Regions from separate parts of the Homo sapiens genome. Here region 2 is linked to region 1. Evidence: read pairs that join two places in POLR2A ChIA-PET (ENCODE). Cell type or tissue: GM12878. All regions are shown on one strand. Region 1 overlaps METTL8 (methyltransferase 8, tRNA N3-cytidine). Region 2 overlaps GORASP2 (golgi reassembly stacking protein 2).

Evidence for each region. ChIA-PET counts read pairs that join two places held together with the same protein. Peaks named below come from ENCODE experiments on the same cell type or tissue, not always from the same donor. Only the 100,000 strongest peaks of a DNase experiment are listed, where the experiment ranks them.
Region 2: POLR2A ChIA-PET joins it to region 1 with 5 read pairs; 2 of 35 experiments call an interaction of 5 or more read pairs at or near these places.

The regions. Positions count from the first base shown.
Region 1 is chr2:171,342,921-171,346,920 of GRCh38, reverse strand. The region is part of intron 3 of METTL8 (methyltransferase 8, tRNA N3-cytidine); the gene reads left to right. Among named protein-coding and RNA genes, the nearest start is that of METTL8, 89 kb to the left of the region's middle. In GM12878, no CTCF peak of the experiment used is centred here; no DNase peak of the experiment used is centred here; H3K27ac peaks cover 1,495 bases.
Region 2 is chr2:170,948,766-170,952,765 of GRCh38, reverse strand. GORASP2 (golgi reassembly stacking protein 2) reads right to left here. Exons shown (of 10, transcript NM_015530.5): 3 at 3,024-3,227; 4 at 2,476-2,562; 5 at 1,308-1,438. Among named protein-coding and RNA genes, the nearest start is that of GORASP2, 22 kb to the right of the region's middle. In GM12878, no CTCF peak of the experiment used is centred here; a DNase peak (open chromatin) is centred at 2,235; H3K27ac peaks cover 1,813 bases.

The DNA of each region.
Region 1 (4,000 bases):
TTACAGTGAGAGCCATCCAGCGCAATTTCTGTAGGGATCACAGACGTGCCAGTCTGCAGCACCCTGGGTGAGGCTTCAGGTTTGATATTTAATGTCTCTGATGAATATGGGTCAAGGTAAATAGATTGTTTAAAAGCTCTACTTTCAAACACTGAGACCCCAGAGGAAGCAGTGACCTGGCTCTTCGGCAAGTGCCTCTGTGAACCACCATCTTTTCTTATCTAGGAGAGTCCTAAATCTTTGAAAGAGCCAGTGTTCTCCCATCACAGAGTATTCTATATGCAGATTATTATACAGCAGGAGCACTGTTTACTGATCTTATCTCACTTTATTTTAATGCAACTGGGAGGAAGTACTGGTTGTTCTCCCATGCTGGCCAACTCTCTGGCACATTTCTTTTGGTCTCTGTGTGTCTCAGGCTCTCCTGTCACTCCCATTTCCCATTTCTCACATATTGTCTCAGCTGTTGGTGAGAACTGAAGTCAGGAAACACTCTCACAATCTGAAAGTAAGAAATTATGCATCACAAATAATAGTCTTGCTGCAGGATGGTTGACATTTCATTTTTGTGATTAAAATGTATATGGCATCTGGGACCGGATGTGGTGGCTCACACCTGTAATCCCAACACTTTGGGAGGCCAAGGTGGAAGGATCTCTTGAGCCCAGGAATTTGAGACCAGCCTGAGCAACAGTCAGACCCCATCTCTACAAAAAATTTAAAAGTTAACCAGGCGTGGTTGTGCGTGCTTGTAGTCCTAGCTACTTGGGAGGCTGAGATGGGAGGATCACTTGAGCCCAGGAGGTCAAGGCTGCACTGAGCTGTGATTGCACCACTGCACTCCAGGCTGGGCACAGAGTAAGCCCCTGTCTCAAAAAACAAAAACAAAAACAAAAAAACTATAGATCCAGGCCCTCATTTCTTTCAATAAGATTGCCCAGATTAATGATTTTTAATTCCACATTTCCTTTTTGTAATTTATTTTCAATTTTACTATAGCTCAAATTTATTTTAAAAGCAAGTTAATTCAGAGAAATGAAAGATACATTTGGCAATTTTTGAGTTAACATAATTATATTTTATAATTTCCTAAAAAACATCTCCAGTGTGTCATATCTCAGTTATTTAGCAAATGTAATGAGTCTTTTAAATGGAATAACAAAAGCAGCTGCTATTTTTACTTTAAAATATCCTGTAATTAACTATCTACCTATGGAAAGTTATCTATGTCAAGCAAAAGAATGAGTCTCACTATACTTTACTTTGTGAATACCTTACCATTGAGAAAATGTTCTATGTGAAAAAAATATATAGAGAGAGTAGCTAAAAGTTTTATGCTTATAAATTTAGGTTATTTGTTTATAAGTTGGCTTTGCTTGTTTAAAATTTTATGCAGTGCTCTTAGAAACATACTTTTAATTTCATAGTTTTTAAGAGTTTTCTTTTATTAGACAATGAATTTTCTCACTGATGTGTGGAAATTTCCAACTTTGAGAGCTCAGGTATTTGCGTAATTGATGTGCAAAAATAACTTTAAATTGCTTTTTATTACATGGAAACTTAGAATAAATTTTCATAATTCATATTAATCATATTATATATGTCATACATAAATGGTTTAATTCAATTTCTTAGTTGTGATGTTGAGTGTGATTCAGAATGAATTCTGAATATTTAAGGATGGTTAGCGTGCATATTCCTTCTTTCCCTCAGCAATATTGAATTTAATAAGTGAATAATTGAGAAGTTGCTTCATTGGGCTGTAGTTAAACAGATCGCTACATCCCTCTTACTGCCACTGGCATAAAGCAGTTAACTCTGAATCACCAACCTAGGAAAGAAAAAAAATTTTCCTCCAAGAAAAATTTGTCATTAATACACCTGTTTAGAAAGTCAGTTAAACAAGATGAAGACAGGGCAGATTTCTCCACGCTATATTATTTTATCATTCCTGACCTGCCTTACCAGCAGCTTGATACTGAATTTTTTACTCATGGTCAGAGCAGTAATTCCTCCAATTCCCCTGTTAACACAGATACTCTTGCAGTTCAGGAAATTAAATCATACACTGAAGGTGTTTGTTGTCTCATAATCATAATTATGATGATTGACCAAGCTGTGGGGTCTCAGAAGCTCTCACACATTACTGGGAACTATGGAGTTGCCAGCATTGATTGGAGAAGCTGCTGAAAGCCAAATTCCAGACACTGGTGCTGCTTCTCTGTTTTGTTTCTGTCCCACAAACCCATATATTCTCATAGAGCATTTAATGTTCCTATTGCTCATCATTTCATCATATAACTGCATGGTTTATATTTCTTATAATTTAAAGTATGCAGTTTAATTAATTATGTATTTCTGATCTGTCTTAATGAAGGGTAACTCCAATCAGCATTATTTTTACAATGTAGTTACACTGATTGTAAGCCACACTGAGGTTTTAATTTCAACTTGATACTTCATAATTGAGAAGAAAGTATGAATCAGAAAAGCAGAGATGATTTTCAGGGGGTTCATATTGACTTTGTGTTCGGGAGGCAGTGTAGTGTAATGGGTGAGAGCGTGGGCTTTAGAGTTTAGCAGACTTAGGCTAGGTCTTGACTCTGTTCTTTCTGGCTGGGTGACCTTGGGGAAATTCTTTATTTCCTCTGACATTGAATTTCTTTCTCTGCAAATTGGAATAATAAAATCTATCTGAGAGATACTGCTAGGATTAAATGGGGGAAAAATCCAAGTAAAGCATTTGACATAGTGCGTAGCCCATAATAAACACGTAATATGTGTTATTCTTGTCATTTTTAATGCTACTATTATTGGTATAATTTATGTAATTATCTGATTTCTTTTCTCCTAATTCCTGAGTGGGAAATAGTTGGAAAAGGCTTGAAAATAGGTATATTAGCAAACCCTGACTATTGCCTTCTAATATTACATAGGCTAGAGTTGAATTTAGATGCTTGACATGTTTGGTTTCTGAACCAGATTGCAGTCACGTCACTACAGATTCATTTTCTCTTTAAATTGTAAAAATTAAAACAGTAGTACAGACTCATGTTTAAAACGGCAATCTGATCCAAGATTTTGTAGTCTGTAGAACTGATAATGTTTAATGTTCTCCATAAATTCATGGCGCTTAATAGGAAAGTACACAGAATTTTTAGAGCTTAAACAGACTTTAGAGATACTACTCTAATTCAAACCTTTCATCAAATGAGGAAATTCTGTAGGCAATTTGAATGAAGAATTCAGCTAAGATTCTTTAATCTTTGTGTAAGAAGTAGATACAGCTTTGCAAAAGAAAGAGCTACCTAATAATGATTAAATTGTTATCATTGCTTCAAATTTTCAACTTATTGTTATGAATGACTATAAAATAAATTTTAGAGCTGCCATCAATGTATATACTATTCTGTGTATTTTCTCTTAATATTATTTTCCTTTATTATTTTATTTTTTATATTTATTTATTTATTTATTTATTGAGATGGAGTTTCACTCCTGTTGCCCAGGCTGGAGTGCAATGGCACGATCGCAGCTCACCGCAACCTCCGCCTCCCGGGTTCAAGCAATTCTCCTGCCTCAGCCTCCTGAGTAGCTGGGATTACAGGCATGTACCACCACACCCGGCTAATTTTGTAGTTTTAGTAGAGATGGGGTTTCTCCATGTTGGTCAGGCCGGTCTCGAGCTCCTGACCTCAGGTGATCTGCCCTCCCTGGCCTCCCAAAGTGCCGGTATTGTAGGCATGAGCCATCATGCCCCGCTTATTATCTTTTATTTTTAAATTGCTACATAAGGTTACCCTGTTTGAACTGCATGGTTTGCTTGCTCATTCCCATGTTGTTGGGCATTTGAGTTTTCCCCACTTTTTCCTAATATAAATAGAACTGCTATACACACATTTTTTTTTTAAGTAGAGACAGGGTCTTGCTTTGTTGTCCAGGCTCATCTTGAATTCCTAGCCTCAAGTGGTCCTCCTGCCTGGGCCTTCCAATGTTGGGA
Region 2 (4,000 bases), 390 kb after region 1:
AGTTAAAGGCTGCAGTGAACTATGATTGTGCTCCAGCCCAGAGAGCAAGACGCTGTCTCCAAACAAACAAACAAAACCCTGCAATTCTCACTGGACTGGGATTTAGAGAAATAAAGATTAAATAATTTATAGTGATCAATTATGGCCTTTCAGAGGTAGCTACATTTGAAAACAAGGTGCTTATTGGTCAAAGTAATTAAGTGGTAATAGACAATGCACTTGAGGCAACAGCAAGACCCTGGGCAAACTTAAAGACAGCCTAAGAATGAAATTAAGAGAAATAAGATTTAATAAATGAAATGTGGTCAGCCTCTGAGGAAGGAATAAAAACAGAAGCACAAAAAGACCAAATGCATGGTCAGAGGCAGACTGACGAAAATGTTCTGTATGGGCCTAGCTAATGCAATGGCCAACTGACAGTATTAAACACATCAAAAGAAAAAATGTCTTCCAAAGAATGTAGCCAAATTTAGTTAACATAATTAAAAATGAAAGAATATGTGATGTTCTTTGCTGTTGGTCTTCACTGTCCACAGAATCTCTTCCTCCAGTTTGATTCCATGCTCAGCAGGCACTCTTGTGGTACTAATCTGACCTGAGTATTCTTCTAACTAGAGAGGGGGTATTTTTCTATTGCAAACTGAAAATTTGTCATTCAAATATAGCAGCTTCTCTGCAAATGTAGTTTATATGAGGAAGTGCCTCTTGTAATGAATAAATTTTGAATGCCTCGAATAGATCCTATTTCTGGGCATTTACAAACCTGGGCAATGGACAATGATAATTTGATCAAGTATTGCCCCATATAGGCCAGACTCTTGGATGACACATCTATCTTACTTTTCTCAAACTGCAACAAGTTAGAATACTTGTGGCGAAACATTCAGCTGGAGAATCTCAGGTAGTGTGGGTAAAGATACTGTGAGCAAACGGAAGCTTTTCCTGCCTGCAGCAACTAAGTTATCCTTTTCCCAGCATGGGATTAGAACTTTTGAAAACATGTGGAATGTTTCCAAATTCTAGGCTTTTCTATAATTATGGCTTATGCGCAATAATTTCTCAATTAAAAAGAAATGCTGTTAGCTCTTAGGTTAGTAAAGAAAAGGACTATAGTATATATACTATGTTCCCTAGATATGTACTTTAAAAAAATTGGTTTCAATATTCTAGACTAGCTCTTCCCTTTTTTTTAAGAGGAGTCTTAAAATAAACCAGTAATTTCTTTCAAAATAAAAACAATCAATGTCTGCAACATATCTGACTGGTATGTTTAAGCAGTCATAACTTAGTCTAAAAAATGACCTTACCTGCCTTCTCCACCCCATGCAGAATTTGGTGTAATAATCACTTCTCGACAGTTATCAGTGTCTGTGTTGTACACATACAGTTTCAATGGTTTTGCTTCATGTGTTTCGATAAGGCTGAATAGATCTTCAGACTGCAAAAGTGTCACAGGAGAAAATGTTTCACGTTACCATACTTTGGAACAGTGTGTCTCAAACCTGGCTATCAGAATCACCTGAGAAATCTAAGAAAAAAATACAGATTCTGGGCCCTGCCCCAGACATAAAAATCACAAGCAGGTTTAATTCAATATATTAATTCAAGCAAAGCCTACTTACTACATACAAGGCTTTATGGCCAGTTCCTTAAGATCTAGTTGGCACTCTTAGTACAATTCTTTTACACCCGAGTTCTACATATTCTGCTTTTACTTCCCATTATTAAGACCTGGTTGTCTGGGCACCTCATTTCTCACTCTTTTTTTTTTCTTCTTTTTTTGAGACAGGGTCTCTCTAACTGTTGCCTGGGCTAGAGTGCAGTGGCATGATTTTGCCTCACTGCAGCCTCAACCTCTCAGGCTCAAGTGATCCTTCCACCTCAGCCTCCCAGGTAGCTGGGACTATAGGCATGCACCACCATGCCTGGCTAATTTTTGTATTTGTTGTAGAGACAAGGTCTCACTATGCTGCCCAGACTGGTCTCGAACTCCTGAGCTCAAGTAATTCTCCCATCTCGGCCTCCCAAAGTGCTGAGATTATGGGCATGAGCCACTGTGCCCAGCCTTTTCTCTCATTTTTGATTTAGCAATGTATACTTCCGCTAGCTAAGAGACAAGGAAAAGGATGTAATATAGCTGAGCTAATGCTGTCACTGAACAAAAAGGGGAAGAGAAAATGAAATCAATGAACAATTGAAAATGAGAATTTGATTTAGACTTCAGGTATGCAAAGATTTCTGTATATTACACATAAAATCTGTGCAATTGCCGCACAGTATGTGTTTTTCCTCACAGCTATACCTAATAAGACACCTACCAGATGTTCCATTTAACACCCTGAGGCTTAAGTTATTTTTGATCAGCAAAGACTGAAATTTTAACTCTAAATGCAAAGCATGCAAATATCTTTCTCAACTCAAACCTCAATGAGAAAATTTTATATAGTTCTCACTATGAATAAACACACGAATTACCTCATTCATGACTGTATCTGCTCCAATTATATAATCACTGTGTGGTCTAAGACCTGCCAGTGCTGCAGGAGAATTTGATTCCACCTCCTAGAATGACATAAACACACACCCTAAAATTAATATATATAAAATAATCTTCCAAGGTTTATAGTCCAATTTTTAATTATGTTGATTTTTTAAATCTGTATACTTCTGTCTTGCTAGAGATGTGTCAGATGTCAGAAACTACAGAATATATTTTAAACTTCTGAGCATAAAAATTACATAATATTTAACAAATATTTAAAATATTTTTGTAGCTATCTACTCTAACACATCTTATAATGAATAAATCATTAGAAAAAGTTCTTAAACTTGTACATTTGCTTCTCTTCCTCAACTTAAAAAAAAATTGATCCATACTTAAAAAGCAATGAACGCTGATTTTTGGCAAAAATTGCCTATTAATAATATCCTTACAATCTTATTAAGCCAGAAACAACCATTGTTAAAACATCTTTCCACACTGCTTCATGAACCTCCAGTAACAGTTCACAGTTGATACGTACCAGCACATGCCAAACATTTTCATTTGCCCCATCAAAGCTGCAGAAACGAATGCTCACTCCCAATAAGCCCTGGCCGCCCCACAGGTTACTTGGTGTGACTGAGGTCTCTCGCAGTTCCAATGTTTTGCTGCTATAGATAAGCATCTTTACAGGCTTTTCAACGTTTGCTTTCAGCAGATCCTTAAGAGTGTCATTGTCTTTATTCTGTGAACACATAGAAATCACATTCCTTAGTAAATAAAAATTTAATGTTAGCTTAAGCATCCTATGGCCCTATAAGAGTAATATTAATAATCAACATAAATAAAACATTCAACAAAGGTTTCACCAACATTTAAATTTTCTTCTATGTAAAAGAATGTCAAGAAATTAAGAACTCTTACGTTAGCAACAACTTGAAACTGACTTTTTTCTAATAGCTCATTATGGATTATGGAATTTGCAACCCAACATTATTTAGAATGATCTAGGGCTTCAATGTGTAAAAACAAAATATGCCATAAGAAGTCACATTACTAACGAAGTTGTGATGACTTTGATTATAAAAATCTAAAACATTTACTGGGGTTAACGTTTAATTTTGGACTCTATTTCTAAATACATGCTTTATTAAGAGCTGGATAGAAAAGAAAGTAGAAACAGCATATTAAATATTTCATTTCATAAACAAATAAAGGCCAGATGTTGGCCTTTATTTATATGTCAGAGATGTTGTAAGTAATGAACGAAAACTTAAGACTGTTACGAAAAATTAAACCAACCAAGTGGCTACTGTCCTAAGAATTTGCTGAGATTATATAATTTCTTTATCTTAGAACTTTATTATGGGTAAACTCTAAACAAGGTATAAAAAGTGGTTTTAATTTGGTACTTTGGAGCACATCTCTCTGTCTGGTTCTAATAACATTATTCATATATTGTGAAACTTAGCACCAAGAAAACTGACGAGTTTGAGAGAATGAGATGAGAGAATGAAT